2 separate regions of the Homo sapiens genome follow, and region 1 is linked to region 2. The links are chromatin loops, found by intact Hi-C in ENCODE. Cell type or tissue: Calu3. All regions are shown on one strand. Links, peaks and the distances in the headings refer to the core of each region. The heading gives the core; the rest is flanking DNA. Region 1 has its middle 300 kb from the start of LINC01956. Region 2 has its middle 190 kb from the start of THORLNC.

What was found. Hi-C counts contacts between places; a loop is a spot of excess contacts. Peaks named below come from ENCODE experiments on the same cell type or tissue, not always from the same donor. Only the 100,000 strongest peaks of a DNase experiment are listed, where the experiment ranks them.
Region 1: it touches region 2 in a loop (2.4-fold over the local background); 4 of 110 quality-filtered maps call a loop at or near these places.

The regions. Positions count from the first base shown.
Region 1 is chr2:118,528,988-118,545,650 of GRCh38, reverse strand. No RefSeq gene overlaps it. Among named protein-coding and RNA genes, the nearest start is that of LINC01956, 300 kb to the left of the region's middle. RefSeq lists an enhancer at 15,291-15,832. In Calu3, for the core only: no CTCF peak of the experiment used is centred there; a DNase peak (open chromatin) is centred at 6,160.
Region 2 is chr2:118,364,101-118,380,763 of GRCh38, reverse strand. No RefSeq gene overlaps it. Among named protein-coding and RNA genes, the nearest start is that of THORLNC, 190 kb to the right of the region's middle. RefSeq lists an enhancer at 10,732-11,502. In Calu3, for the core only: a CTCF peak has its summit at 9,083 (motif pointing left); DNase peaks (open chromatin) are centred at 9,063 and 12,763.

The DNA.
Region 1 (16,663 bases), core at 3,042-11,041, 170 kb before region 2:
GCTTACCCCCAGTATACATTCTCCTGTTTTCCCTTGGCAGCACAGCCTGGTTTTAACTGGACTGCTGTGTACTAAGTGAAAAGACCACATTTCTTGGCTTCTGCTTCTTCTCAGTGTGGCCCCATGATTAAATTTTGGCCAATGAGATGTAAGCAGCTTATTGTGTAGTACTTCTTTGAAGACTCCTTAAAGGGAAAGAAGGCCATTATCTGATGCCTCCTCTTGCTTTAGGCCTTCGACATAAACTGGCTGGAAGACTTGCAGCCATTTACAATCACAAGGTGATTTTGAAACTTAAATTGTTCCCACGTTTAGTACTGGGACCTAATTTTAACAGACTGGTTTTCCTATTAAGAACAACTACAAAAGCTGGGATTTTTTTTGAAAACAAATGTATTAGTTTGTTTTCACTCTGCTGATAAAGACATACCTGAGACTGGGCAATTTACAAAAGAAAGAGGTTTAATTGGACTTACAGTTCCATGTGACTGAGAAGGCCTCACAATCACGGCAAAAGACAAGGAGGAGCAAGCCACGTCTTACATGGACGGCAGCAGGCAAAGAGAGAGAGAGCTTGTGCAAGGGAACTCCTCTTTTTAAAACCATCAAGTCTTGTGAGACTTATTCACTATCATGAGAACAGCATGAGAAAGACTTGCCCCCATGATTCAATTATCTCCCACTGGGTCCCTCCCACAACATGTGGAAATTCAAGATAAGATTTGGATGGGGATGCAGCAAACCATATCATTCTGCCCCTGGCACCCTCCAAATCTCATGTCCTCACGTTTCAAAAGCAATCGTGCCTTCCCAACAGTCCCGCAAAGTCTTAACTCATTTCAGCATTAACCCAAAAGTCCACAGTCCAAAGTCTCATCTGAGACAAGGCAAGCCCCTTCCACTTATGAGCCTGTAAAATCAAAAGCAGGTTAGTTACTTCCTAGATACAATGGGGGTACAGGCATTGGATAAATACAGGCATTGGATAAAAACAGCCATTCCAAATGGGAGTAATTGGCCAAAACAAAGGGGCTACAGGCCCCATGCAAGTCTAAAATCCAGCAGGGCAGTCAAATCTTAAAGTTCCAAAGTGATCTCCTTTGACTCCATGTCTCACATCCAGGTCATGCTGATGCAAGAGGTGGGTTCCCATGGTCTTGGACAGCTCCACCCCTGTGGCTTTGCTTTGCAGGGTACAGCCTCCCTCCTGGGTGTTTTCACAGACTGGTATTGAGTGTCTGCAGCTTTTCCAGGCACACGGTGCAAGCTGTCAAAGGATCTACCATTCTGGGGTCTGGAAGATGATGGCCCTCTTCTCACAGCTTCACTAGTTGGTGCTCCAGGAGGGACTCTGTGTGGAGGCTCCAACCCCACATTTCCCTTCTGCACTGACCTAGCAGAGGTTCTCCATGAGAGTCCCATCGCTGCAGCAAACTTCTGCCTGGACTTCCAGGCATTTCCATCCGTCTTCTGAAATCTAGGCAGAGGTTCCCAAACCCCAATTCTTGACTTCAGTGCACTGGAAGGCTCAACACCAGAGAGAAGCTGCCAAGGCTTGAGGTTTGCACCCTCTGAAGCCACAGCCTCAGCTCTACGTTGGCCTCTTTCAACTATGGCTGGAGCAGCTGGGACAAAGAGCACCAAGTCCCTAGGCTGCACACAGCAGAAAGACCCTGGGCCTGACTGATGAAACAACTTTTTCCTCCTAGGCCTCCAGGCCTGTGATGGGAGGGGCTGCTGTGAAGAGCTTTGACATGCCCTGGAGACATTTTCTCCATTGTCTTGGGTATTAACAATCAGCTCCTCATTACGTATGCAAATTCCTGCAGCTGGCTTGAATTTCCCCTCAGAAAATGGGATTTTCTTTTCTATCACATTGTCAGGCTGCAACATTTCCAAATTTTTATGCTCTCTTCCCTTATAAAACTGAATGCCTTTAACAGCATCCAAGTCACCACTTGAATGCTTTGCTGCTTAGAAATTTCTTCCACCAGATACCCTAAATCATCTCTCTCAAGTTCAAAGTTCCACAAATCTCTAGGGCAGGGGCAAAATGCCACCACTCTCTTTGCTAAAACATAGCAAGAATCACCTTTACTCCAGTTCCCAAAAAGTTCCTCATCTCCATCTGAGACCACCTCAGCCTGGATTTCAGTGTTCATATCACTATAAACATTTTTGTCAAAGCCATTCAACATGTTTTTAGGAAGTTCCAAACTCTCCCACATTTTCCTGTCTTCTTCTAAGCCCTCCAAACTATTCCAACCTCTGCCTGTAACCCAGTTCCAAAGTTGCTTCCACATTTTCAGATATCTTTTCAGCAGTGCCCCACTATACTGGTACCAATGTACTGTATTAGCCCATTTTCACACTGCTAATAAAGAGACTGGGCAATTTACAAAAGAAAGAAGTTTAATTGGACTTACAGTTCCATGTGGCTGGGGAAGCCTCCTAATTAAGGCAGAAGGCAAGAAGGAGCAAGTTACATCTTACATGGATGGCAGCAGGCAAAGAGACAGAGAACTTGTGCGAGGGAACTCCTCTTTTTAAAACCATCAGATCTCATGAGACTCATTCACTATCATAAGAACAACATGGGAAAGGCTTGCCCCCATGATTCAATTACCTCCCACCAGGTCCCTCCTACAACACATGGTAATTCAAGATGAGATTTGGGTGGGGACACACCCAAACCATAACAACAAAACACCTATTTGAAGGTATTGGGAGCTATCAAGGCAGCAAGGATTGAAGGAACCAAAGGGCAGGGGTGCAAGGGATGCTTCTGTCCTTAGTCAGAGGGTCTAAGTACAGAGTCACCGTGCCCCAGATATCTCTGGCCTTTCTGCTGGAACTTTCTGCCACAGTTGAGAGTGAGAAGTACAAAGGGTCATGCACTTCAAAGGTGCCAGCTTTAAGCAGGGTGATCTGGGTGTGCTGAGAAAGGCCACAAAAGCCAAGGATGTCCTTGATAAACTCTACCATCTCCCATATGGTGGGCATGAAGTTCACTGAGGAATCCTCTCCCATCTCCTTCACACTTTACCCACTGCATCCATGTAGGTTCATGTCCATGGGATTCTTAGGGAATGGAATGAAAATTCACTGCCCCTCTCCCATCTAAATCATTTGTCTCCTCCAGCATGGTGGTTTGGAGGCTGAGAAATGGCAAAAAGCATTGGTTGAGATACTGACAGCTGAAGAGAGCTTCCAATCTTATAAGGCAGAGAGGCATAGCCAGAAATTAGAGTCTAGGTCATAAAGCAAGAGGGGTCATGGCAAACACCCCAGGCTTCAGTTGGAACCCCTTAGTGTTCTACTCTAGATGTGGTGGTGAGATAAGTTAGTCCTTATAAAAATGGAAGCACAGCTTTCAAATTTGTTCAATCCTGGTTGTAATAGGGTAAAGAGCCCCTACCATAACTGCCTGCCAGACATAGAAGTATACCCTCTTTGGAGGAAGATATCATCATTTTGGACTCAAATTAGTTCTATCATTTTCACATACAATATCCAATATTCAATAAAAATTTGTCAGGCCTTCCAGAAGACAAGGGGCTACATGGCCAAAACCAAGAGAAAATAGACAATAGAAAGAGATTTGTAAATGGAACAGATATTTGAGTTAGGCAAAAATGTTAAAGTAAATGTGATTAGTGTGCAACAAAAATTCAATGACAAGATGGGAAATTTTTGCAGATAACTGAAAGATGTAAAGAAGTATTAAAGGGAAATTCTAAAACTGAAAAATAAAGTAACTAAAATTAAGAACACCATACAAAGTATTAATAGCAGACTAGACATATTGTAAGAGAAGTTGTGAACCAGAACACAGGTCAAGATAAAATATTCAGACTGATACTAATGAGGAGAAAACTGCAGAAAATATAGAAAACGGCATAAGAGAAACATGAGAGCAGTTTGAAAATGTCTAACATATATATTTAATTAGTGTCCCAGAAATAACAAAAATAGGGAATGGCACAGAAACGATATCTGAAGGAATAATAACCAAACTGGAAGCAGCATACTGAGGATAGCTGGAAAAGACAAGAGCCTCCCACCGTCTTGATGAGCTAACAGTGCCATCATAACACTCCTGTTCTGCATATCTCCAGATTTCTTTTTCATGATAGAGAAATAATCCCTACCTTGATTTAGTTACCATTTTTCAGGCCCTTCTTACTTATAAACCAAATCTTACCTAAAACACTTTTCTTTGTTTATAGAGATTTATCAGTATTAAAGCTAGTGCAACTGTGGTATCCCTTCCTGTGTTACATATTGCTTAAATGTGAAGGGTTTTCATAAGGAAAATGTGCTGTTGCTGAATATAAGACAAGAGCTGTTTATAGATAGGAGCTAAAGGAAAGCATATTTCTCTCCAGTGTAAGTTCTATATTCTTTAGTCCAGCACATGTTTTTGACCAGCTACTTTGTATCAGGCACTGTCCTAGACACTGATAATATAAAGTCAAATAAGAGAACTTAAAGTCTGACGCAGTCACTGCAAGAAAGGCCCAAGGCATGGCTCCAGGGAAAAGAAATGTGACCATGAACATCAGCAACTGCTGAATTTTTGAGATGGATTTTTGTCCCATTCATGGACAAAGACCATGAAGGTTTTCCTCTTGAATATTTCTATTTTTTTCTCCTTACAGATAGTGCTGGTCCTAGATGGAGGCTTCCAGTCTGCAGTGCAGGAATGCTGCAAAGAGGCCACCTCCAGACATGTTGAGCAAGGCCTAGAAGTCAGGATACTGATCTCTCTTCAGACCTCCAGCACTGGCTAGCTGTGTGACCTTGGGCAAGTCATTTAACCTCTCTGGACCTCAATAATTTCATTCTGAGGGGCAAAAAGGTCTAGATGCATTTCCAGGGTCTCTTCCTGCTCTGAAACATAAGCCTTTTGAAAAATGTATGCTGAGCATAAATCACTAACCCAATCTTCCCCTGAAATACCATCTTATTATGTACTACGCAAGATTAAAAGAGACTAAATTAAAGGTCACAAGTTAAATGTCTAGGGGAACCTGATGGGTCAAGTCAGGTTCAAGTGGGTAAAATGGTCTGGGAAATGGCAAGGACTGGGTGAACCGGATAATACAGATGTCTCCTAGGGTGTGTAGCGTGCACTCAGATCCCTGATGGATGCCATTGGGAAGGCAGGTCCAGTGTTGCAGATCTTTTGATTTGTCCAAAGAAGATGGAACTCCAGATATTTAGGTGAAATGTCCAAATGCATAGAACATGCAGGAAAAGAAATACAGATATCTATAGGCTGGATTTGACCTAAGGGTGACCATTTTGCTACCCCCACTTGTACAGTAGATTGAGTGGTGGCTCCCCCCAAAATATGTCCTTGTCTTAACTCTTGGAACTTGGGAATGTTACCTTATTTGAAAGATGAATCTTTGCAGATATAAAGTTAAGGATCTTGAGATGACATCACCCTGGATTACCCAGGTGGGTGCTAAATCTGATGACCAGTGTCTTTGTAAGAGATAATAGAGAAAAGGCCATTGAAGACAGAGGCAGAAATTGGAGTGATGTGGCCAAGGAAGACAAAAAATGCCAGCAGCCAGGAGAAGCTGGAAAAGCCAAGGAAAGATTCTCCCTTAGAGCCTTTTGCAGGAGCACAGCCCTGCCAACACCTTGATTTTGGACTTTTGGCCTTCAGAACTGTCAGTGAACAAGTTTCCGTTGTTGTAAGTTACCCAGGTTGTGGCAATTTGATACACCAGGCCTAGGCAACTAATACTCTCTGTCTAAATGCATAGTCAAGGTAAGCAAAAGTGTGACAGGAGCACAAGGGAGAGCCTCCAACCCCCTGGACAGAAATTGGAGGCGGAAGAGTCAGGGAAGGCTTAATGAGAATGAGTGGAGAAGGAAGGGTAAGTTCATTCTAACCAGAGATAATAATGTGAGCTGTTTAACAATGAGAGTTGTCTTATGAGTTAGTAAGCTTCCTGTCAAAGAAAATCTTTAAGTGTGCTAAGCTGCTTGTTGAGCGTTTTTTTTTTTTTTTTTTGACAATTCATTCGCACGATAAGCGTTACTAGACAATATTTGAGATGCCTTCTGAATTTTAAGATTCTAATGGCCTTTGTCTTTTCCCGTCTTATTATATCTCCCCCTGCTGGCTGGGCTGACTGCCATGAGGCAGGCTTGTAAGTTGCCAATGAGTCAAGGACACCAGGCTGAGTTTCAAGGGGCCCGATCCCTGCTGCTTCCAGTCCGTCTAACCCATGGTGCAGACTGCTGCACCTGCCAGAAAATAAATGACCATAGACCTTCAGCCAGGGAGCTTGACTGCATGTCTTGATCAGTAAAACAAAGTCACCTCCACATACACCTGGTCTTTCTTAAAAAGGAATGGGATGTGTTAAAACCATAAATAAAATTGGACTAAGGTAGCTCCCATTTATTTAGAATTCAAATAACCTGAAATCTCAGGAAACAGAAATGATTGTGTTTCAATCTGAAAAAGATGAATTGTAAATTAAGAGGCGGACGTTGACATAATACATTCTAGGAGCTGTTTTGGGCTAAAGTACTTGTTCAAATTGATAGAACTAATTAGAGGAGGTGACAAGGGACAGGGCAAAAACCCTTGTGGAGCTGTGCTTTTTACCCCTTCTTTCACTGTTCATTTCTCAGTGTGGAGCACGGGTACTCTGGGACAACGCAGAGGTGTGCTAGGGGAAATGTAAGGCCATAGAATAAACATGCTACCGGCTGGGCACAGTGGCTCACGCCTGTAATCCCAGCACTTTGGGAGGCTGAGGCGGGCAGATCACAAGGTCAGGAGTTCGAGAACAGCCTGGCCAATATGGTGAAACCCCGTCTCTACTAAAAATACAAAAATGAGCTGGGTGTGGTGGCAGGCACCTGTAGTCCCAGCTACTCAAGAGGGTGAGGCAGGAGTATTGCGTGAACCCAGGAGGCGGAGGTTGCAGCAAGCCGAGATCACGCCATTGCACTCCAGCCTGGACGACAGAGTGAGACCCCATCTCAAAACGAACAAGCAAACATGCTACCTCTTCCTAGATAAATGGTTCCCAAACTTTTGGTCTTGGACCTCTTTATACTCTTAAAAATTATTAAGAATCCCAAAGAGCTTTCGCTATGTGAGTTATAGCTATCAAAATGTACCCTATTAGAAATTAAAACTGAAAATTTTGAAACACAGGAATACATGAGCACGCATTTCATTAACCATCAGAGCAATGACATCAACATATGCCATACAGCCTCTGGAAAACCCCAGCGCACATTCATGAAAGAATGAGAATGAGTTGATTAATATTATCATGAAAATGGTTTTGATCTGAATGGATCTTAGGAACTCCCAGAATTTCCTGCACCATACATTGAGAACCACTATCCGAGACTCAATTTTCCTCAAATATTTAGAGAAAAGCACATTTAAAAATATATTTCAAAAGTGAAGGAAAAAATAGATTATGTAGTAAATGATGTAATAACAGCTGTTTTTCCATTAGGGAAACTAGATTCTGACTTCACTCTATTTTTAAAAATCCACAGGGATTATAGATACAAAATACAAACATAAAATATAAAACTATGAAAATATTGTATGACTACAACGCTCACTGTTTTCTATAGTTTTGGGATCCGGGAAGGCCTTTATAAGCAAGACACAATCCTCAGAAATTATAAAAGGAAAAGAAGTGATGATTTGCCAGATAAAAGGGAAAGCTTCTGAGTAGCAGATATCACTAAATATTTGCAACATATTTAATACGCAAAGGTCAATTTCTCTAATATGTAATGATCTCCTATAATAAAAACCAAATAATTCAGTAGAAGTGGCAAACAATATAACCAATAAATTTATAAAATATGTATAGACAATGAGTATATGAAAATGAACATATCCTAAATAATATTTAAATGCAATTAAAAGAATGATGATACATTTTGTACCTACCAAATTGTCAAAAAATGTAATTTTAATTGACAACACAGAATACTGGTGAGTGTGTGGGGAAATGTGCACTCTCATATTTTACTGGTGAGAGTATAAATTAGGACACTGTTTGCATAACAATTGAGTACATCTATTACAGTTAAAATATGCTTAAGAGCCAGCATATTTCATATAAGAATCTCCTAAACAGAAATTACTATAAAAATAATAAGGTTAAGTATATACGGATGTTTACTACAGCATTGTTTAAAATAACAAAAGAACACTGACACAAAATTGGACACATTATAAATGTCCATTAATAGAAGAATAGAGAAATTCACTGTGGTGTATTCATTCAATGGAAAGCAAGATAGCCATGAACAAAAATAAAGTAGATCCCCATATATTGATAAAGAAAAAAGCAATTTGCAGAGTGATATGCATAGCATCATCTTATTTTTTAAAGAAAGATAAACATGTATATCAATGCACGCATAGGGAACCATTGAGAAAGATATACAGCAACTGTTATAGGTCATTATCTTCAAGGAATGGAATGAGGACTGAAGAGGAATTTTATTTCTTAATGCAAATAACTTAAAAAGGTGTCGGGTTATAAGATATTATTCTTTATTGCATGCTTTCTTAGTATAAGGCAAAATAGGAGTTAATTTTTAATAATAAAATTTAGCATCCCAAAAATAATTGCTTTGAGCACCACCCCAGGACTTATTCTCTCCTGCCATCAGTAAAACCTGGTAGAGAAGACTGAGATATCATGAGCCTGGCACCAGGCTTCTTCACTAATGACCAAATAGCAGGTCGGGTCCTGAATTCAACTAAGTTGCTAAGGATGCATGTGCCTCTGGGCTAATGATCAGTGTGGTGCAATTAGAGTAGGACGTTTTTCTGGTTTAGCCCTCTGATGGCATCAACCTGAGTGCTTGCTGAAGCCATCATGGCTCCGAGACAGTTCTACATTCTCTGAATGCATTCACACCATCTGCCTGTTCATTTCTTCATCCATTCACTCATCATTGGTTCAGCCCCCATGAGGAACCACGCATGGTGCTAAGTGCAGATGATGCAGAGGTGGAAACGGTGAAGCCCCTTCCCTCAAAAGGGTCTTGGGGGCAGAGAGTAGAGTCAGTGCATGTGTGCACTGACATTTCAGAGCAGAACAGAAGCAGATCCAGCATCCAGGAGGGGCCCTGAATGAGGTGGACAGTGTCAGCCAGGGCAAACTGACTTCCCCTAGTTGTGCTGTGACAGCTTCCAGGGCCTCTGGTACTTGGTAACAGAGCAGGGCAGGCTGGTGAAGAAGCCCCTGTATGGCAGCACATGGGAGAGGTGAGTGTGATGCCACGTGCTCCCACTTCACATTTCCCGATGCCTCTCATATTTATCTCCTTCAGTCCTTTCCAGAAACCACTTCTTTTCCTCATTCTCTTCCTCCCTCTTTCTCTCTGCACCTTTGTTTTTAGGATTTGAGAGCGGAGAAAGCCTGGGAATTTCGATAATGCATCTCCCTCCATACACAGAAGTGGAGATGGAGGCAGAATGTGACCATGACCAGTTCAAGCCCTCCCAGCTCATCCTGGGCATGGGTTGGGGGCAGGAGCCTGAACTGTGGCTGGAATAAGAGGGATGGGCCATGTTCTGTGCCTCCTCTAGAAGCAGAATGGATCAGGGCCAGGCCCAGCAGGCAGCAAAGTGGGGGTCGGTTGTTTTAGAAGGCGGTTCTAAGGATTTGAGACTGAAACTAAGTAACTGGAAATGAAGGTTTCATTTCCTTTTCTTTAAAGAAAAGTGAATATCCTCTGCAATTTTGTGTTGTCAGAGAGCTCCCTAAACCCAAGGGTGATCATAGCATTGCCACCATCTGTGTCCTTTCATCTCAAGGTCAATGGCTGCCACTGCTCCCAGGGGACAACCAGAGGTGCTCCTCCACCTGGCGCCCATGGAGCACAAACAGGGGCTGGACCAGCACTGCTGGAAACATGCTTGTGTCCTTCGGCAAGGCAGGAAGCACCAATTAGCTCTGTAGTCCAGGTAAGTCACGCCCTCCACTGGAATTAGATGATATCAAACACTCCCTTTTCCCTCTCACCGGGGCTACCCACTGCAGGATGGAATGTGTAGGTGAAGGAAAGAGGTAAAGATAGAAATCTCAGGCCACAGAGCTCCCACACCCTCCTCCTGCCCTACTGAACCGGGGCTCCAAATCTCCAAGTGAAGTCTGATACCAGTGGCAGACATGACTGAGCCCACCCTACCTATGTCCCATGGGCTCTGAGCTGAGGGCTTTGCACAAAATTTTACAAGGGCACATCCACTCACAGCCTATCTTTTGTGGTCCTCCCTCAAATGCCTTTGTGCCCTGGGCAAATGGGGCCAGCCATCACCTCTGCAGCTGTCAGTCATGGAGAGTGGGCTCAGGGTGCCATGGGTCCCTGCGTCTCAGTGCACCTTTCTTCCAGCCTTTGAGTGCTGCCAGTCCCTGAACCTCCACGCAGTGTGTCCTAAGAAAGAAGGATACATTATGGGGGACTCACAAGATAATTTTGGTCAACACCACATGTGATTTTAGGTGTTACACGAACAAGCTAAAAGCCATTGAATCCTATAGAGAAGCAAGAGTGGCTCCCTTTTGAATGTTCTTTCTGTCCTTCTGATAAGCTCAAGGAGAAAGTCTCTGTTTGTGCTGGTCTTGAACACCTGTCTAATGCAGGCTCAAGTTTCTTCTTAACAAAGAGATAGTGAGCTCTAGGTTCAGAGCCTTCAACAGGAAGCAATTCAATATCAACGTTTGGTTTTTATTGTATGTACTTGTACAGCTTCCATCTCTTTATGGTAAATCTGATTGGTTTTTAACTGTTGTAATAATACAAATTAAAACTTTGATTTTAAATAAATCAATGTGGTGGAAAAGGAAGTTGATTTAAGTAAAGATTATTCCAGGTGGGACTTGGGAAATCACAACACAGGGAGGTTAGGAACTAGCCAAAGGCAATAACCCCTGCCAACAGGTGTTGGCCCCAAATGACCCTCTGGATACTCACATTATCTTAATCCACATTTCCTGTCTCCAACTTTCCAGTTTGCAACCTCCATCTCCTAGTCATCAATATTTGTGCTGGGCCTCCTGCCCAATTTGGGTGACCTCTGATTTACCAGTCCCATCTCCCTTCTTCAATTGCTCGATGCAAAGGGCCTCCCTCATTCCAGATCCCAGAATCAGCTTTGGAGTAAGGTGGGAAGAAACTCCATGTCAACAGTTTCTGCTCCATAGACACTTCCCCCATCTAGACCCCAGTCCTTTCGCCAAGGCAGGGAGGTGAGACTACCACTCAGAAAAGAAGTTACTTCTGATGGACAGACTCATCTAACCAACAGAGCCAGAATTCTTCACTTAGAGGCCACAGAGGGTCAGTTATCTCTTTGGCCTCTAAATGAAGAATCTCAGCTCTGTTGGTTAGATGAGTCTGTACCTCCTTTTTCGAATGCATCAAAAATATTATGTACATAAGTTTTGAAGATTCTTGGATGAATGGGACAAAAATCCAGCTCAAAAATTCAGATGTTGCTGATGCTCATGGTTAGATTTATTTTTCCTGGAGCCATGCCTTGGGCCTTTTTTGCAGTAAGCTTTGGTTCTGGTATTCTTCCCTCCCTCTCCTAGTACCCAGTCCTGGTCTTTGTCTCTGCTATGTCTGTGTGTTTGGAGTAGAGCACAGGTTAAAAACAGCCTATCCCACCAGGAAGTACACTGAGATAAACAAAGGGGCTCAATTCGTAGTAGGTGAATGAATGAATGAATGAATGTATTCCCTCCAAGGTTTCTATCATAATTGTTGCTTTATGCTTTTTCAGATGATTGGAAAGTTCTAGCAGCTATCTGGGGTAACAGGGAAGGCTGACCAGAGCCAGTGAGATCTCTTGGTTTTAATTTCAGTTTGATCAAATAATTCCACAAGGAAACAGTGCAAATTTAAAGGTTTGTGCTTAAGGCCCCCAAAGAAATCATTTCTTTATTACATTGCTAGTTAATATTTTCTTTCCATGTGCAGATTGCCTATATAAGCAAAATTATCATTTGCACTGCTTTTCAAGAAAGAAAAAATTTTAATATAAGATACCCAAACTCATAACCATATTCAAATTGAAGTAAACTAAAGAGGATATTCAGATCAAAGTCTACCAAAGTTTTTAATTTTATATATATGTGTGTGTGTGTACATATACACACATATGTGTATACACACACACACCCCTATATATTTTCCCTTATGCAAAACTGTATATGTTTATGCTTTGCAATGTGTTCTTTATTCACAAAGATTGTGAACATTTTTCCATATCATTAGATCTAAATCTATTGAACTATGGACCTACTGTTGAACTTTCAGTTTACTTCCCATTTTTTTTATAATAAAGAATATTGTACAGAACATCCTTATCCTCTACTTTTGTAAAACTAAGTTCTTTGCAAATTATTAAAACGTTTGAAATGGTATTTCATGAACAATCTGCTAAGAACACCTTTGCATTATTTACTGAGGTATTCCTTAGGATAAATTTTGAGCGGTTGGGTTGCTGGGTCAAAGGACAGTGTACTTTTGAACAACTGGTGGTTCATCAAATTGTTTTTTGGTAATATTGTAACAATTCATATATTCACTAGTAACACATGAATATACTGAATTCTTCATGTATCTACTAGTATTTGCATTGTTGCTTTTAAAATTTTTCAATTGTATAAGTGATAATGTATTTTAAAAATTGTTTTCTTTGTTTTAAGTCCATTTTCTCGGTTACTTGTGAGATCTTTATATTTATTGGCTATTTATTTTTCTTTTTTAGTAAATAGTCTTTTTATATTTTGGCCTATTTTTGTTTCCTCCTGGAGTAGCTATTCTTTGTCTACTTTATGTATTTTTAGGTTGCGGTTTGATTTTAGCTTTAATTTTTTGCTATTTTATATTATTATGTAATTAAATCTTTCAGTTTTATTGCTTTGTGGTTTTTGTTTATGGAGTCATGTTCAGAATGTCCTTCCCTTTCCCCAGATTATGTAAATTTTTACTTGTGGGTACCTTTATCACTTTTATCGCTTCATATTTTACACTTATATTTTTAAGGAATTTAAGTTTTTATAAGGTATGAATTACTAATGCAATCATTTATCAAAATGTTAATCATGAAAATAATATTAATGATCAAATCATTAATCTCTTTTCTATCATTTGAAATACTACCTTATTATGTACTAAATCTTATGTTTGTGTTTCCTTTTATTTTCCATTGTTTTGCCCATATATTCTGGTGCTGCTGCCACACTGTTTTGATTATTCTAGGTTTGTAAAACAGTTTAGAATCTGATGGGACAAGGAGCCCTCTATCACTCTTTATAGAGTTATCCTGCATAGGTTTACTTGTTTATTCTTCCATATGAACTTCAGAATCATTTTGTGAAGTTCATATACACACAGAGACAATATGCCATTAAAGTTGGTAGAAGTTACATTAAGTTTGTGAGTTAATTTGGAGCAAACTGAGTTCTTGACCATATTGACTCTTCCGAACCACAAACCTGATATGGCTCTTTATTTATCCAGACCTTTTAAAAACATCTTTCAGCATCATTTGGGACCATATTACCTAAAACGACTCCTGGAAAACTAAGAACCTGCCAAGGATCTGAGGATTAGGAGTGCTCAATTCACTTCCATGCTCAAGTAGTATTCATTAAATGACTACATTCCAGTTTTGGTTTAGAAATTGGAGATAGCTGTGGAGCCAACCTCGGTGTTCATCCTAAAAAATATAAGGGCACTAAACTTGTCAAGTATTTTGGGAAAAGACATTTTCTTTTAATTTGGGGTGTCAATTTATATTTTTAATGATGGTACTAACTCCTCACCATTTCAAGCCTCATCTCCATCTCATCCACACTCCAAAAGAGTCCTCTGCAGTCACATTAGATGGTGACAGTGGACAAAGGTGATGGAATTTCAAATGAAAATTCTCAGTGATCACTGACAAGTCCCAGGCTGCCTGCCCCGGATCCAAGGCCGGATGTGGCAGTATGCACTCTGTAATGCCAAGTAATACGTCCGCACTGCTGCTGGAATGAGAATTCACGATAAGGACACAGGACTTCGCTGAGGAGTGCCTTGTTTTGCTAAAGTCTACTGCGTGATTTTCAAAGTTGAGAGAGGGGGAAGAGGTGGCTGGAGTTCGAATTAACTTGCATGGCTGTTCAGGACTCTAAATGACTGTTTAATTTCTGACCAGATACGAGGAACCAGGCCGCACCCCCAATTGAGGGCATGCTGACAGAATGGCCAAGTGTGATCCTTAATTTGTCAATAATGATTTTAGGCCGTGACCCTTAATAGGACCCTGTCACTGGTGAGGTGATTTATGCCTCCTGCGATGACATCAGTACCAATAGTGCTGATAAAAGAACACTTATATTGGAGCAAACAGGATGATGAATGGAATCCGGGTCTCCTTAGTCATCTCATTACTGCTTCTGCTGTTCACCGTGGAGCTAATGTAGCGAGTCATCATGCGCCTGGGGACCAGTTTGGAGGTTAAATTTAATAGTGAAAGTGTGGGAAATGTACTGTAGCCCTGGGTCAGGAGCAGTGGAGGGTACATTGGAAGTCTGTGTATGCAAGAAAAGGCAACCATGCCAAAATGTCTACACTTCTATGCCACCCAAGACTGCACCATGCCCACATCTCATTGGTTTTCTCCCCATATGGTTTTAAAATGTGACTCTGTAAAATTCCAGTGTCTTTTATCTTCAAGGCCATGAAGGTTTTCCTCTTGACTATTTCTATTCTTTTTCCCCTCACAGACAGGGCTGGTCCTAGATGGAGGCTTCCAGTCTGCAGTGCAGGAGTGGTGCAAAGAGCCCGCCTCCAGGTGTGTAGAGCAAGGCCTAGAAATCAGGAGGCTGGTCTCTCCTCAGACCTCCAGCACTAGCTAGCTGTGTGACCTTGGGCAAATCATGTAACCTCTCTGGACCTCAATAATTTCATTTTTGGGGGGAAAAAAGGGTCTAGGTGCATTTCCAAGTTCTCTTCCTGCTCCAAAACATAGGCCTTTTGAAAAGTGTATGCTGAGCATAAATCATTAACCCAATCTTCCCCTGAAAATACAAATTCTTGGGAATATCAATGACAGAGTGGCTTTGCATGTAATAAGGAGGGGAAATACATCCCTACAGACTAGTCAAAAGATGTGCATGTCACCCATAATTTGGCCAGCCCCTGAGTGTAGAGACTTCGCTGGTACAGAGGGGAGTAGATGCAGTTTTATTACTGCAATTTTATTGCCCTCACCAGCTGCACTCTTTTCTCTATAAAAGGTAATTACTTCCAATAGTAACAAGCTAATTGATTGCTAATTAAATCAATTGGCACACTAACCGCTGTCAGAAAGTGACAGATTAGCAGGTCATGTGATGGCGTGTTAGTAATGAAAAGTGGACATGGTCTGAGGGTGATTGACACATGAGATGAAAAGCGATTTGGGATCTCCGAGGTGGTCAGAGAGAGGGCAGGGAGAACATGATTGATTCAATGGTGACTGTCAGAGAGGAAATGAGAATTGAATGGAATTCAGGGTCTGCCTGAACCCTCACCACATGATGCTCCAGGTTTTTTCACATGTAAATAAGGGAGATGGAGACTTCTTGCAAATGAAATGCCAAAATAGGAAGGACAAAAGGGAGGGGCTACAGAGAGTGAAAGTGTAGAAGCCTTAAAGGAACAGAGCCTTTTTTTTTTTTCATTTAAAAAGTGTGAAAATACAATAAGAATGATAAATATTGTTCATAACTTGCCCATGAATCTGGGCAACTTGGTGCCTGTGTACTTTTTTTAGGTGCCTTTTAGAAGGGGTTCATCTTTGGTCATTAGCAAAGAAAGTATTTATTGTCTGCATTAGCCACACATCACAGCCTGACTAGGATAATGAATGAGGAATAAATTTGGGGTGCAGAATAAGTGCACCATGACTCAGTTGCAATGTTATAAATATGTTTCAAAGTAAGTGATGGAGTCAGACTGTTGGCATTCTACCTACTCACCGCCTTGTCTGTAGCAGGCTTCTACTTCTGAAGTCACTTTTGAAGTTCAGAGCTGCCCTTGTACAGAGGAGTGAGAAACCACCCGCGCTGTGATTTGAGGTCAATGGAGGATCCCTATCCTTACACCTACTGGAGCCCCAAATCCTATCATCAGTCATTTATCTCTTTGGGATTTGAAGTCTTCTGAGTCCCCTCAGTAATAAATGGACAAGTAAGGATCCGAGGGTCAGTCCTGGCTCTGTATTTACTGGCTGTGGACATGCAAGGTCAGCCTAACTTCTCTGAGCCTATTTCCCATCTGTGAATTGGCTAGAATATTACTTGCTTCCCAGGGCTGTCACGTGAACTAACTGAGATAATTCATGCAGAATACCTGTGTACAAACAGTGTTTGATAAATAAAAGTTAGTAACATTAATATTAGCAGTAGATACTTTATTAAGCATCAACACAGACCTCGGCACAGCCTGGTGTGGAAAAAAGACCAGATTCTGGAGCCAGAAACAGGTGGGATAAACAAAATTCTGAAACTTCTATCCCCTTGAGAAATGTATGTAATTCCACACATCCTCATTTTAACATTATAAAATAGAGTAAAAATCCTTTTAAAATACAAATGGGGAT
Region 2 (16,663 bases), core at 5,580-13,579:
GGCCTAGAAGACGAAGGATGTGACCTTTCCTAAGGCTCTTCCCATCTCAAGACCTTGGTTTATTTGTTGTAAAGGGAAGAGACTGGAGCATGTGATCTCCTCAACCTTTTCGTCCTCAAATGTTCTAACAGATTTGAATACTGTCTGAGTGACAATATCCAAATGAGGTATTGGGTTGTATTTGTTAGTTTTAAGGGATAAAAGCTGAAAATATCAACTTTGTAATAAGGTGGTTTTTTTTTAAGAAAAACCTACGTAATATGTTTTGCTTGTTATTTTAACAATAGAATTGAGAGGAAACAGTCAAATCCTAGTGAAGGCCTGTAGAATCATTTATGATGCCAGAGCTGCAATTCCAACTATAGCCCTTACCTCAGCTTGGCCCAGTGGGGTCTGCATCTCTCTGACTTAAGATGTATATTTGACTCACCTTTGTGTGTGTCCCTCACTGTACCTTGGGCAGTGCTTGACATAAGATGTGTGCTTAATAGCTGAATATGGAATTGCGCTGGATTGAACTGAAATCTGCTTAGAAATGCTCTTTCTTATCAGACAATCCAATGCATTTCAGATTGGCCCAAAATATCTGTACTATATAAGTTGGCTCTCAATCATGAGGTGCATTTGATGGAAAAAGATGGGGGAGGGTTCTGTTTTCCCAGAAATATAAGGAGAAACAGGGCATTAAGAGTGCCTAGCCAATAAGTGGTAGAGTGAAATTTGTTAAAGTTCTGTCAAACTCTAAAACCTGTGGGTTTTCTACTATACGAAGGGGGACACTCTTGCATAGGCATAGATAGTCCAGTGTTCTAAGTGTAAATAAAGTTTACAGAAGCAATTTGAAGATGCCTGATGCTTGAGTGACTGTAAATGGGTTCTCCATTAAAATGTAGAAGGGCATTTGGCAATACCAAACTGATCATGGGGAACAGAGCCCCAGTGTTCCAAATAATTTTCTTGGCATCCTCCAGTGTGAATAAAAAGGTCCAGCCATCTTCCCTACACATGTTCTATTCTTTCTCTGGTCTCCCTTGTGATAACAGAAAGGGAGGCCAGATGGACAGCTTTCCCAATAGGTATTTATCAATTACAATGTCAATATAATGGACTGTGGACTCTTTTTATTTTCTGTGTAGGATAAAGTTCATCAAGTAACAAGGCTATTGGTGGGTGCAGATGAAAGCTGTGTTAGGAACTGATGGCCAGTGCTGGCTGTGATAAGCAAATATATGGCATCGAGTAAACGCGGCCTGAGGATTCTAAAGCAACAAGGTCTGAACATCCTCATTAGCACAGAAATTTGACCTAGTCGTCCAAACCTTTTTGGAACAATGGTTTCCAATATGTTTAAAAGTCATGGTGCCCCTTTTCAAACAAAATCTTAATAGATCCCCAATATACAAAACAAATACAAGCAGAGGTCACTGAAATTAGGACAGGGAACCTTTGGCTGCACCCCTTCCTTCATTCTTTCCCTGGGAAACAGTCTCAAGGTAATTCTCTGAAAATCTAGGGCTTCACAGAACACAGTAAAAATTCCTGGCCAGAATACCACAGCTCTCCAATAAAGTGATTTCTTTCCTTTTTTTTTCTTTTCTTTTCTTTTTTCTTTTTTCTTTTTTTTTTTTGAGATGGAGTCTCTCTCTGTTCATGCTGGAGTGCAGTGGCATGATCTCGGCCCACTGCAGCCTCCACCTCCCAGGTTCAAGTGATTCTCCTGCCTCAGTCTCCAGAGTAGCTGGGATCACAGGTGCGCACCACCACACCTGGCAAATTTTTGTATTTTTAGTAGAGATGGGGTTTCACCATGTTGGCCAGGCTGGTCTCGAGCTCTGGACCTCAGGTGATCCACCCGCCTCAGCCTCCCAAAGTGCTGGGATTACAGGTGTGAGCCACCACGCCTAACCTGTGATTTCTTTTCTTATCAAGATTTAATTTGCTCTTGACCATTATTACAAAATTAGAGATGTGTTCTTTGGTAAACAAATTGACATAAATACGTAAAAACAACACCTTTTAAGAATGGACCAAGCCTTTTCTACTTACATATTAAAAGGGGAAAATGTGAAATAAAAAAATAATTATTGTATAAAAAATATGGAAAATTTTCTGGTGGCCAATAGTTTAAAGGTCTAAGAGAGATGGGATAATGCCAGCTTAGCTGAAGCATCCACTCTGGACAGGAGTCCCTTGGCGTCTAGCCATCTCTCTGCCCAATATTCAACAGGAGGGCAGCATAGAACGCAATCTAGTAAAGTGTTGACAGAATTAATCAGGCTCCATTTTCAAGTTTTCTTTTGCTCCCTGGGCTAAGAAATTAGGAGGCTCTGGCTAATTCAGACACACTTTGAGGTTTCCCCAGAAACACAGTTTTCCTGGAGAAATAAAGCTAATGAAAGGAGAGGTTAACTATGTTTGATTTCCTGAAAGCCCAGTGCCTAATTTTATGTGAACTGCCTGATTTCTTTTAGACTTTAAGCACATGGCTCAATGACATTGCAGTGTTCAGAGTGGACAGAGGAAAAACATTTGTGAACAAGTCACAAAGCCAAAGTACTGATGCCTTGTGCATAAATGTCACTCACCTGATTTCAAAGCTCTTTCACAGACTATTTCAGTAAGTAGTGAAATTTATTAAATTTTATCTCTCTAATCCTCATCATGATAGGTGAGTTAGAATTTAGTCCTCAATTTTACTGAAGAAGAAATTGAGGCAGAACAAGAATAAGTGACTTGCTTATAAATAGCAGACTTCGATTTTGAATCCAGAACTCATTGACATCAAAGCCCTGAGTCTGACTGCCTCTCTAGGCTGCTTTGCAAATCTCAGTCCTTTTCAGGCATAATGCAACATTATAAAATTACCTCAAGAGCCGTGGGTCTGGACCTAGCCAAAATAAGTTCTCTTCAAACAAGCGACTGCAGAAATATGTTGATCTTTGGAACTCACAGTTGGCAGCTGGTGTGAATTCTTCTCAGGGAAGAAGAAACTAGCAAGTTTAAGGCAACAGGGCTTTGGGCAGGTTGGAGTGGGGCAGTAGTCTGCATAAGCAGATTTCAACTTTAGGTAATGATTCTGGTAACAATGTTAAGGGTATATTAGACAGGAAAGAAACTAGAATCAGAGAAACCAATAAAGAGGAAGCTGCTGCAATAGTCCAGAAATAATACCTGTTGTGATTAAGACAGAGGAAGAGGGGTTCAGGAGAAGAAGGAAGATTCTGGAACTTGGTGAAGGTAGGAGCAGCAAGCCGAAGACAGAATTTCTCCCAAGAAACTCTAACCTAATTGTAGAGGTAAGTGGGGAAATAGTTCATTGCAGCAAAGGGTAACTTGGACTGTAGCGAGGTCGACAAAAGTGCAGCAAAGCACAAAGGAGGGTCCCCTTAGTTGTTCTAGGACCAGGGGAGAGCAAGTCACGAAAGGTGTTCTATCCGAGGTGATGACTGAGCAAAGGATTGAAAGAGAATGCAAGGAACTGGCCGTGTAAGAGGACGTGAGAGACCATGGCTCCGGCAGCATGTGTCCTGCCCGGAGCTCTGAGAGGCTGCAATGAGGGATTGAGGCAAAGGGGAGGTGAGGATGGGAGGCCAGGTAGGGCCTGGGTCGCAGGGTGCTCATCTGGGAGCTTGCTCGATAAAAGGCCACAGGAAGAAACCGAATCTTCTGTAATATGTTAAAGAGGTGGAAATGTAAGGCCCAGAAAGGTTGAACAGCTCGTCCAGGATCTCTGCTCTCGACCTTGGCTTCAGTATGTGGTCCACAGGTCTGCAGTGCAAGCCTGGGCTGGTTAGAAATGCAGAATCTCAGGTTGGCCTCAGACCCACGGATCAGGAACTGGTTTGAACAGGGTCTCCCGGTGGTGATGTGTAGGTGCACTAAGTTTGAGAATCGCTGCTCTACAGTATGCACAGTTTCCAGGATGCTAGCCCCTGTCTGCAGCCAAATATCTGCGCGGTAGATGGTGCTTCTTGCAAGTCAAAGAGGCGCAAAGGTGCTGGTAGGGAATGCTGGGTCTCGTTAGGCGTGGCTGTGGGGACGCCCTCCACTGCAGGCTCCACCCGCATCAGCCAAACCATAATCAGCGCCCAGGCAGGTGGAGCAGGAGCCCCCAGATTGTCCTACTTGTGGTACAATGCGCGTATGATTAATCACTGTTTCCAGAGGCGCCTCATCAATCAACACTTCCGAGGGCCCAGGACAAAGGGGTCGTGGTAGATGAGCGCTGGGTGCTGAGAAGGACCAATCTCCGGTCTCTGATAAGATGGGCTCGTGGAGTTGGGATGGAGGAGGTCGGGACTAAGGAGCATTAGGCATTCACCCCGGCTGCTCTGATTGGTAATTAAGTGACTCGTCTACTGGCCGACAGTCCTGCATGTTCCCCCAGGCATCTGTTAGTTCTTCGAAAACCACTACTGACAAAATGAGGTTTGCCCTTGGTACACAGATAATGAGACTGAGCTTGACAGGTATGGCGCGATTAGAAAATTTCTACATGAAGCTCATTCTGCTAGCCACTCCACAGTAAACAGACTCATTAGAACTTGCGGGTCCCTGGAGGCAAAGCATGTTTGACATTATTAATTGGCTTTTCTGTATAAGGAGTCAAATAGATGAAAAGGTTTATCAAGCTGAAATAATTAATTTTGCCTGAATTCGCTGACAGTTCATTTCTCCTGTAAAAGACCATTTTAAGGTCTTTTTTTTCCCGAATTTCAAAGTTCAAAAGACATAATAGTGGCAAAAGTGAAGCTTTTTAGTAAATGATAATTAAAGGGAATTTAATTAACTTAGACCTGGGGAAGGGGAAAAAAAGGAATTGCTATCTGTGTCTATACAGAGGTCTAGATGGTTGAACATATCATGACTTAATAATGCATTAATTTTAATCTAATCAAAGTATAATAAAATAGGTAATTATATGTTTAAAAATTACCAGGCTCCAATAGTGGGGTTTTTAAACACTTAATACTTACCCAGCTTCTCGTTAGCAAAGTTATAATTGTTGTTCTCAGATCCTGCTTATTTAAAGATGGGGGCTTACAGGCAAGAGGTTAATTGAATAGATCATTGTAAGAACCCATGTTGAAACTATGATGAACTACAAAGTTTGCATTCCCTGGCTGCAAAAGATTTTTCTTTTCTTTTTCTTTATGTCTTTCTGTCTCTAAAAATAGCAAATTATTTCCAGCATTCCTTTATCATGCTCCTGAATGCTCCCACGCCCACTCTTTGTCACACAAAGCCAAAATCCAGTTCACATGAGATTCTGCAAAGTTCTTCCTCATTTTCCAAAATTTGCCACTTTCATCTCCAGCAAGGAGTTTTGTAGTTCCACTGTGAGCCTTCCCAATCTAAAACAATTGGCAATAGATAAACAGGGTTTCTCTCCTCACTGAGATCAGGCTTGGTGAAAAGAACCATGAAAAGTCATAAAACAATGGGATTTCGATTTGCATATAGGCCAATGATTCTGGTCATTTCATTAATAAAAGACTGAGACTTCTTAGAAATGTTCTAAAAGACATAGCTGTTTGGTAGCAAAGAATTATCTTGCCACATAGGAAACATAATAATTTTGTAGTTCAAAGATGATGCAATATTTCCCAAGTTTCTTTGACACTGATAATATACAATCTGGTGGGGCAGGAAAAGGAAGGGGTAGAGGAATCACGGAGAGTGGTTCTTCTATACCTGGTAGTATGTCTTGAACCAGCTCCTCAAGGCCTTTACCCACATCACAGGCTTCGCTCAGGCAGTGTGAACACCACCCTGCAATGACTGGCCTCCTGAAAACCTAATAATGATGATGGCTCTTTTCAGTTTTTCATAGATATTTTTGTAATCCAGAAATGTCTCTTGACTACACTCAAGTAAACAGCAGGGGCAGTTTATTGTTATTCCCCATCCTCAGTTGGAGGCAGGGCTTGGTTCCTTGAGACTTGTTTTTTTCATTCCTTGAAGTAGGATCTTAAAAAAGTGAAATGATTCAAATAAAAATCCACACAGAGGCTGAGCGTGGTGGCTTATGCCTGTAATCCCAGCATTTTGGAAGGCTGAGGCAGGAGAATCACTTGAGCTCAAGAGTTCAAGACTAGCCAGGGCAATATAGCGAGACTCCTTGTCTACAAAAAATTTTAAAAATTAGCCTAGCATGGGGATGCATGCTTGTGGTCCCAACTACTTGGAAGGCTGAGGCAGGAGGATCATTTGAGCCCTGCAGATCAAGGTGGCAGTGAGCTACGATGGTACCACTGCACTCCAGCCTAGGAGGCAGAGTGAGACCCCATCTCAAAAAAAATTAAAATTAAAAAAAAATCAACACATAAAAATTCACACCCTCATTGCATTATTTTGAAAAAAAAGAAAAAAAAGTTACTTCTGCCTTTTGCCAAAACATCCTCAGGTCCACACTTCTGAGTAAAGAAGGAGAGGCAGGGTGTATACAGTGACCACTCAGTGCACAGCATCTCAATTCCCAGCACAACTAAATGAAGTTATCCCATGTTAAAGATGAAAAAACTGAGGTTCAGAGGTGGGGAGAAAGTCATGTAAGGCCACTCACTTCAGCAGCAAAGCTGGACTGCCTAAATTTAAAGCCCATGTAATTTCCATTAGAAAAGAATAACCCCAAAAAGTAACACATATCGAATTCCCAAACCATAAATACTTGTAACATTTACCAGAGAGTTAACATTTGGGGTAAGAAATGTCATAACCCAAAAAGCAAATATCTACTTCCTTGCACCAAGGAATACTTGAAAAGATATATATTTTTTCAATCCTGGGAAACTTGAGACCTTCCGGTCCAGCACTCACAAACTTATTGTTCATCATATTTCCCACTCCTGCTTCCTCATATTAGCTCCTTAATTAACTATATTTAATGTCCAGGGGCCATTATGATTAAATAAAGGGTAAGATGTGACTGGGGCTAGAAGGGGGAGGAGGTTACTTGTGCCAAGGTTCAGGGCTGGAGCTGTCATCCCTCACCAGCATGTTTTCTTCTGAAGTCAATATGTTGTTCCATTTCAAACATGCTTAAAGAAAACACAAATTGATTTCTTTGCAATTCTGAACTACTTATCAAATGGTAATGATCACTGTGTGGTAAATCTCAGACTGAAAATATGCCACGCAATGCTTAGTCATTCCGTTGATGGAACTAATAATTCTCCCCTATTCTCTCATTCTACTCTCTCTCTCTCTGTCTCTTTTTATGTCTTTCTATAATTCTGCCTGATAAGACTTAGCAACCCAGAAAGGCTTAGTGTTAGTGTGGTCAGTTCTGAAGACTCCAAAGAAAGCGCACATCTACCCGGCACCTCCCTTTCATTCATTAACCCACCAGGGGCCAAGACTAATTAGATCAGCCTGCTCATTTTGAGCTGATAATTGATTTAAATAGATTGCTCATTTAAAAGAGAAGAAAACCCTGCTAAACATTTGGTGCTTGATTTTTTTTTCTTCTTTCCCCGCAACTTTCAATTGCTTGTGCAATGTAGCATAAAATGTAGAGGTCTCCCTTTTCTTTTCTCTCTCTTTTTTAAAGGGGCCATAAAATTAATTACAATAAGTAGGCAATGGGCAGGGGCAGGGGGTTAACTGATGGCTCTAATGAGCAGCCCAGCTTTGGGAAAGCTGAGCCACTCATGCTGTTTGTTGGCTGCAAGGGGGCTGTGACTTCCAAGAGGAGCACAGCCTGAAACCCTGAAACAGTCCATCGTACTGATTCTGTTTTCATAGCAACCAAAGTAGCTTTGCTAAGCTTCAAACAAAAGGAGCTTTCCTTTGCAAAGGTGGGGACATTTTGGAATTGTCTCCTTCCCATTAAACAAGACAAGAGGCCATTCCTTGGTACTCCCCCCACCCCATAGTCCCTGTTTTTTATACAATTTGGGAGTGAGAAAGTTAGGGAAAGACTTGGTCCCATTCCGTATTCTGAAGACCTTTCTCTTCTCAAAGGGTCTTTCATGGTCCGTCCTGCACCATATTGATTTATTTCAAGTGTGGATCAAAAAAGTTTAGACTAGGCTCCTCTTTGGAAACTACATCGTCCTGCTAGTTTATACTGTTCGCCTGACTGTATCCCTTTGACACAATGAAAAGAGCTTTTGTCTGCAGCCTGGAGGGCAAGAAGTGGAAGCAACACTTGTAATTTGCTCTGGAAAATGTTCTTGCAGTGTTTCCTGTTGCTGAGAGAAGAGATTGCAGAACGTGGTAAAGGAAGCTGAGGAATGTTGCAAAATCTTTAAAGGTAAATACAATTATTGGAAATAGAAAGTTACCCACCAAAACTGCATATGCTATGTTTTAGAAGTTCATAGCTTCCAACCCTACAAAATAGCATGATTCCCATGGAAAGAACATGGGCTTTGGAGTTAGACAAACCTGGACACCCTGATTCAGTCACTTACTACTTCTGTGTAAGTCATTTGCTCTCTCTATAACTCCATTTCTTTGCCTGTATGATGGAGACACTAACGTCTATTTTGGAGGCCTAAGGGAAACATAGGGGTTAGAGAAAATATCATAGCCTAGCACTGGCTCTAATAAGTGCTCAAGAAATAGCACCTATAACGCAAAATTTGGTTCCCTAATAGCCAGGAGAGGTCATTCATCCTTGTTTTGTCATCTGTTTGAGGCTGGGCAGTTAGGGAGAAGGTAACAGTGTATTGCATTCAGGGCCAGCTTCAACCTAACATGTGCAGTAGCACAGAGCCCCACATTCAGACAGAAAGGCCCCGCTGTTACTGTCTTGAAATACTTAATTTTTGAACAGCGGGTGCTGAGAGGGGCTCTACATTTCCACATTTTGATTTTGCACTGGCCCTGCATATTCCGTAGCCCCTCCTGATTATATATGCGATTCTGCAAATGCCTGGGCCATTCCTGGCATCTTGAAGAGCCACTTATGTGGGGTCATGTCTGAGTTAGTGGCACAATGCTTTCACACTTATAAATCACATTCTTTCTGCCTCTTCAACAAATTAGAACCAGAGGTAGCCTCTCAGTTCCTGTGGGCCCAGGGCCTGACTGCCATGAAAAGCTATTCAAGAGCACATGCTAGTGGCCAAAGGTCAGAATCGCACCTCTGCAGTTCCATCCGCTGGCCCCCTGAGAAAATCCATGCCTTTTGAGTAGGTGATGGAGCCCCTACCCAAGAGAGGACAAACAAGCACGAAGCATCCCACTGTTAATTCAGCGTTCATGTGGCAGATTGTTCGCACCATTAATGACATATGAATTTAGTCTCAGGTAATTTTTTTTCAAAGCAACCAGTTGTGAAATATATTGAGAAAACACTGCCAATTTCCAATCCTAATGACAGACACACTGTAGGTAAACAAGATGAATATTTATGGGATACCTGATTGCCTAAATGAGTTCCCTAAAGTATGAATAATTGAATGTGCATATGCTAATTAATTGGGAAAAGCCAGTAGGTAACTCCTTTTTATTTACATTAGCCTCATTTTATTTCATTTCTTATAACTATTACTGTTCCCAGTTATTTCCTATGCTTCAGTAAAATTGAGTGTCATTGAGAGAATTTTTAACAGACATCATGATTCTTCATTTCAATGGATGCATAAGCCAAGGTATAATATGTAGTGATGGCTTCTCAGGCAGAGTTACTTGGTTTTGCCTAACAATAAAAGTGATTGTTCATTCATGCCTACTGATCACCAATCTTTTTACATATATTTGCTCTAATAATCCTCACACCAACTTTTTGAGGTTTGATATTGTAGAAATTATGTCCATTTTACAGAAGACAAAACTGAGACTCACAACAGTTACGTGAGCTACTCATGCTCATGTGGCTATAAGGATTAGGGCCCAGATTCAAATTTAGCCCACCTAAAAGTCATCTTTCCAGAAAGGGAATGCAATCTTTTACCTGGACTAAAATGTTTTAAAACACTTTCCTTTGCTAATCATGTCCCAAACATTGGCCACTAGAATTTCAACAAGGTGTCTAATAATTCTCACACAGACAGCCAAGTCAAAATCTAGTCAGAACAACCATTTATACTTTTTTTAGTCTATCTTTTAAATAAGTTTTATATGTCAGATCAGTTTTAAGTTTACAGAAAAATTACACAGAAAGTAGAGTTTTCATATTCTCCCTCTTCCTCCACAATTTCCCTATTATTAACATCTTGCATTAGTGTGATACATTGTTTTCTAATTGATGAGCCAATATTGATACATTATTATTAATTAAAATTCATAGTTTACATTAGAGTTCACTCTTTGCATTATGTACTTCCCTGGGTTTTGACAAATGTATATGTATCCGTCATTATATCATACAGAAGGGTTTCACTGCTTAGAAAATGCGCTGTGCTAAACCTTTTTATCATTCCATCCACCTGCCTTTACTATCCAAAACCCTGACAACCACTGATCTTTTTTACTGCCTTTTCCAGAATGTCATATAGTTAGAATCATACAGTATACAGCCTTTTTATACATTTAAGTTTCCTCCATTTTTTTTCTGTGGTTCATGTCTTTTTATTGCTGAATAATATTCCATTATAGGGATGTACCACAGTTTGTTTATCCATTCACCGATTGAAGGGCACCTTGGCTGCTTCCAAGCTTTGCCAGTTATGAATAAAGCTACTATAAATAATCATGTTCTGATTTTTTGTGTGAATGTAAGTTTTCACTTTGTTTGTCTAAATACTAAGAAATATGATTGCTAGACTAAATGGTAAGAGTATGTTTAGCTTTGTGAGAAACTGCCAGATCTATCTTCCAAAGTGGCTGTATCTATTTTGCATTCCCATCAGCAATGAATGAGAGCTCCTTGCTCTACCTTGTCACCAGCATTTGGTGGTGCTGGTATTTTAGATTTTCACCATTCTAATAGCTCTACAGTGGTATCTCATTGTTGTTTTAATTGACTATTTTTCATGTACAACTGAGAGTGAGCAGTGGTTGTCAGGCCTCTGAGCCCAAGCTAAGCCATCGCATCCCTGGTGACTTGCACGTATACACCTAGGTGGCCTGAAGTAACCGAAGAATCACAAAAGAAGTGAAAACGCCCTGCCCCGCCTTAACTGATGACATTCCACCACAGAAGAAGTGAAAATGGCCAGTCGTTGCCTTAACTGATGACACTGTCTTGTGAAAGTCCTTTTCCTGGCTCATCCTGGCTCAAAAGCTCCCCTACTGAACACCTTGTGACCCCCACTCCTGCCCGCCAGAGAACAATCCCCCTTTGACTGTAATTTTCCTTTACCTACCCAAATCTTATAAAACGGCCCCACCCCTATCTCCCTTCACTTACTCTCTTTTTGGACTCAGCCCACCTGCACCCAGGTGATTAAAAAGCTTTATTGTTCACACAAAGCCTGTTTAGTAGTCTCTTCACACGGACATGCAAGAAAGTGGTCTCCACAGTGAGACAGGTAAATCTCACAGTGTGGACAAGGTAATCCATTGAAATACACAAAGAAAAACTAGCAACCACTACTTTTATTTATTCATTACATTACAATTTTAATTTTATTCTTTATGTATATTCTTTTGTTTTGGATGTTTTCTGGGTTTTACCACATATTTTAATGTTAAAAGTTAAATTATTTTTTACTTGCAAGTAGTGTGAATAATTTTCCCCACATGGGAACACTGATTATAAAAAATGACATCCCACATGGGCTAAGTGTCTTTTTTAATTGAAAAGCTAACAAACTGTCCAGTTACATTTATCCCAAAAAACCCACAAACTGGGTAGTAACTGAGTCTCTAGGCAGTATATTTAAAGCTAAGAGGATTAAAAATGAAATTAAAGAAAAAGAAAACAAGTCCCCAGATGTGATGAAGGGAGCCCTGCTACATGCGGACTAATCAATACAGTGGTACTCCTTGACTGCAGGAGGCTGGAAGACATCCTAGTAACTCCACTCAGAACATTTACTTCAAGAATCCTTTTTCCAGTTTCCAACTCATGAATAGAGATCATATTTTGTTAATTCTATTCCAGAACACTTTTTTGCAAGTTGTTTTATTTACAATGACAACTTTTAAAGGACCTTTAACTTTATTAACTGGACAATAAGCTGGACAGACATTGTTTTACAAAAACAATATACTTAATGTGGGAATTCTTATTCTTAGTGTATATTCTTAATGTACATATTATTATAGAAAATGGGTATATTTTATAAATAAAAATATTTTGTTGAGATTCATGCACCCTGCCATTTTTTTGATTAACACAAGTGTTCCATCGAAAGAAGACCCACTACCATAGAGAACCCTGTGTCTGTCAAGACACCAAAAACAGAGACCTATTTCCTCCAAAAAGTAAAGCTTGATTTCCATTCAATACTGAGTTTAAAGTTTTAAAATGTCTGAATTATGTTTAAGCTGACATTTAACTCCACTATTTTGAACTGAACGAATCTACTAGTGTGACGAAGTGGCTATTCCTGGGAGTAGCAGTTACCTGAATTCTTCTACACACATATGGTGTGTTTAGAACACTGTCACAGGAGTCTTAGCTTTTCAAAGCACTTTCACTTGCGCCATTTAACTTCACACAATGACACAATGACTAGTGCTGTTTTAGATTCAATTTCAAAACCAGTTTCCGACGATGGCAGTCAGGGCCAGTGTCTATCTGACACCCCTATAAAGTTGTCGATTTATATCTTCGATTTACAGATAAGAAAACTGAAGCTTAGAAACTTCCAATAATTTACCCAATGGTCTTTCAGTTAATAATTGGCAGAGCCATGATTCACACAGGTTCAGATGCCAGAGCCTGAGTCTTGCCTCTTAGAGTATCCTGCGTAAGTACCCTTGTGCTTTACGAGGAGGCCTACATGGCTTAGAGAAAAAAACTGGCCAGGTTAGCAAAAGGAAAACCAAACTGTGGGGAGCAGCATGAATGCAGACCTGAGCTTTAAAACGCAAAAATATTTATTTTTTCCAAAGCACTAGATCTACATGACAGACACGGGCAAAAATTCTAATTGGCACATATTCTGTATATTTGATGGCAGATGCTAAATAGTCTCTTATACACAGAGAAGACCTGAACCAAAAAGATCATGTCTATAAAAATACCACTTTTCATGTCACGGAGGCCATGTGAAAGCCTGTATTTTTTAAAAAAACTCAGAGAACAAGTTGATACAACTAGTAGGAGAAGAAATGTAATTTTGGAAACTATTAATGGGCCTGATTCTTTAAAATGAAATCTTGGAAAACACTGCCTTCAGTGTGACAACTGGCACTCCAGAACACTTTAACAACAAGGTTAAACACCTTGAATAGGATTTTCCCTCCCCTTTTTCTTACTTTCCACCCTCTTTTTCTCTTTCTCTCTACTTTCCTTTTTTTCTAAAATAAGAGAGGTTGTTAAGGGTTGTATAGATAAGATAGTCAATTCTAGAAACATTGACCAAGAATAACAGCTCTGAAGAAATTCAAGGAGAAAAGTACTTTAACAAAGTATAAGAGAACCATTTTCCTGAGATACGTAGTTAATACCTGAGCGGGTCAGAATTTTAGATTTGAACCTACTCTAGGAAATTTGGTGAAGTATGATGATGTGTCAGTCAGCTTTCCAGATGACCTCCAGTAGTCCTCATCTTCTAGTATGTTCTCCATTGTGAAGTCACCTTGAAGGCCTGCCAAGTGCCCAACAGAATATAGGGGAAGTGATGGAGGAAGTTTGATTCCCCAGGCTAGATCACAACAGGCATTGCAGTTTCTTCCTTGCTCCCTTAGATCTTTTGCTCTGAGAGAAGCCAATTACCACGCTGTCAAGAGACTCAATAAACTTTGTGGAAAGACTCACATGGAGGGCAACTGAGACCTTCTACCAACAATTAACACTAAATGGTCAGTCATCTGAGTGTGCCATCTTGGAAATGGATTCTCCAGCCTGGTCAAAGCTTCAGATGACTGCAGCCCCAGCTGACATCTCACTGTAACCTCATGAAAGATCCCAAGTCAGAACAGCCCAGCCATGCTGTTCCAAATTTCTAGCCCACAGAAACTGTGACAGATAATACATGATTATTGTTGTTTCAAGTTACAAAGTATTAGGGTGATTTATTTTGCAGCTTAGATAATTAGCACTGTAAGTAAGCTTGGAAGTTTGGTTGAAAAATACAAAGGATCTAAAGCCACCACTGAGCTCACAGCGTCCAGGTTACTTAGCAAAGGGCTATTTGGTGGGGGATTTAAGATACGTGGAACTCTGACCTTACAGCAAATAAATGAAGTCAAAGTAGTTCCGAAGACTGTAGATGAAACCCTCTATGTGAAAATCACATTGCTAGGCATGGTGGCTCATGCCTATAATCCCAGCACTTTGGGTCAAGGTGGGCAGATCACTTGAGGCCAGGAGTTCGAGAGCAGCCTGGCCAACATGGTGAAACCCCATCTGTACTAAAATACAAAAATTAGTCAGGCATGGTGGCACATGCCTGTAGTCCCAGCTACCTGGGTGGCTGAGGCATGAGAATCACTTGAACCCAGAAGGCAGAGGTTGCAGTGAGATGAAATTGCGCCACTGCACTCCAGCCTGGGCAACAGAGTGAGACCCTGTCTCAAAAAAAAAAAAAAAAAAGTATGTCACCACGAACTGACCACTTGAAAAATGTCCTAAGAAACAACTAAACTAATATAAAGCAAACTGGAAAATATGTTGTTTTTTAGATACTCCTTGGAACATGGCAAGTTATCAGGTAAGTGAAAAGAGAAAAAAAAAAAGGAAGAAAGGTAGGAAACATGGAACATCTCTAGGAGCATTTTGGTTCTAACAATCAAGTATTTCTTCAAGTCTATGTTGTTCAGACAATAATAATAAAGCCATTCTATTGCTCCAAAGAGCAAAATTTTCTGAGATAGTGGGGAGTCATGGCTCATTGACGGTGTCAGAATGAAATAAATACATCTATTTGGTGTAGAATACAGACTTGTGATGTTACTGCTTTCTCTGTGGGAGAGAGATGGGTCCCAAAGGTGGTTCACCAGCATGAAGGCACCAGGACCTAAAACAAGGCCGGATAAGTCTCCTAGGCGTGACCAGAGGGATGTTAGGTGAAGTCATTTGACCAAATAATAACAGCAGCAACAATAATAACAACAATAATTATACTCAGTTAATTATTATTATGTAGACAAGCACTGCTCCAATTCCTTTACAAGTTTAAACTCATGTTATCATTTAATTAATTAACTAAACACCTACAAGATTGCCTTTTTAGCCTCCTTTCTTTGAGCTCTGAGAAAATATCAATATCTAAGAACACCTCTTTTAGGAGGGGATTCCTCTAATTACCACCATTTACATGCCTACAGTGTGCTAGGAATTGTGCTTCATGTTTTCCATATGGACCAAATATCACACCATAGTATCCTTCATCTTCCCAAAAATCTATGTCACAATCATTATCTTCATTTCACAGAACAGCAAACCTTGGCTCAGAAAGGTGAAGTCACTTACCCGGGCCTCTAGCTTATAAAAAACAGATAATTTAATACCCAGAATTGAGTATACCCAAATGTATGCTATTTCCTCCCTAGCATGTAGAAGTTAATGAAAGAAGGACATGGTATCTAAGGAGTCTCATTTTAAACAGGGGTAATTTGTAAGTCAGTTACACAGAATAAAATGGCTTGTAACCTAAATTACTCATTAAAATCAATTAAATAGTTGTCTTAGATAAGTAGTGTGGCTATGCTATGTAACCACTTCCTCCCCCTCCCCCACAAAAAACATCATAATGGCTTAAAACAACAACAGCAACAATAATTTTGTTTGCTTATGATTCCACAATTTGGTCAGGGCTCAGGGGAAGGCTAATATCTCATGTTAGTGGGGCTCAGCTGGGTGGCTCTTTGCTCACCCAAGGTAGTGAGTGTCATGCATGTGACTGCATTTAGCTGAGGCTCAGCTGGGGTGTCTTGGTGCTCCTGTATACAGTGTTTCTCTCCAGGCAGTCTATCACAATTCAGTGACTTAACCTAAGATTGTTTACATGATGGCTGAATTAGAGGCTAAAAATGGAAGTTATAAGACCTTCTAAGACCTTTGCTTAGTAGTCCAAGAGCATCATTTGAACAGCACTCTATTTGTCCAAGCAAGTTATAAGGCCATCTTAGATCAATGGAAGGGGGAATACACTCTGTCTCTCAATGGAAGAAGGGGTATGTATGTACAAGAGAGAGAATTTCTTGTTGGTCATCTTTGAAAATAGTCTACCATAGTATATCCCCTGACAGCAACATTTCATATCTCTCCCACTTGCAAAATACATGCACTCCTCAAGTCTCATTTCATTGTGGCAACAGCTCAAAATTCAAATCTCATCATCTGCATCAAGTTTGAAAGTATATGAGACTCCTTGATGCAACATTTTTAATATGCAAACTTTTTAGTTTACACTAAACTAAAAAGTTTTAGTTTTAGTTTTAGTTTTTTGCCCTAAAACACCACATACAGTAGTGTGACATGGATTGGATAACTTCATTAGGTGCTCTCATTTAAAAAGGGGTAAAATGTAGTGATGGCAGCAAAATGGTAGATAGAAAAGTTCTCAGTCTCTGTTCTCCCATGAAAACTTCAGAAAACAACCAGAAACTAGCTGAACTAGTCTTATAGGAGCTCTGGAATAAAGGAAAAGTCTAC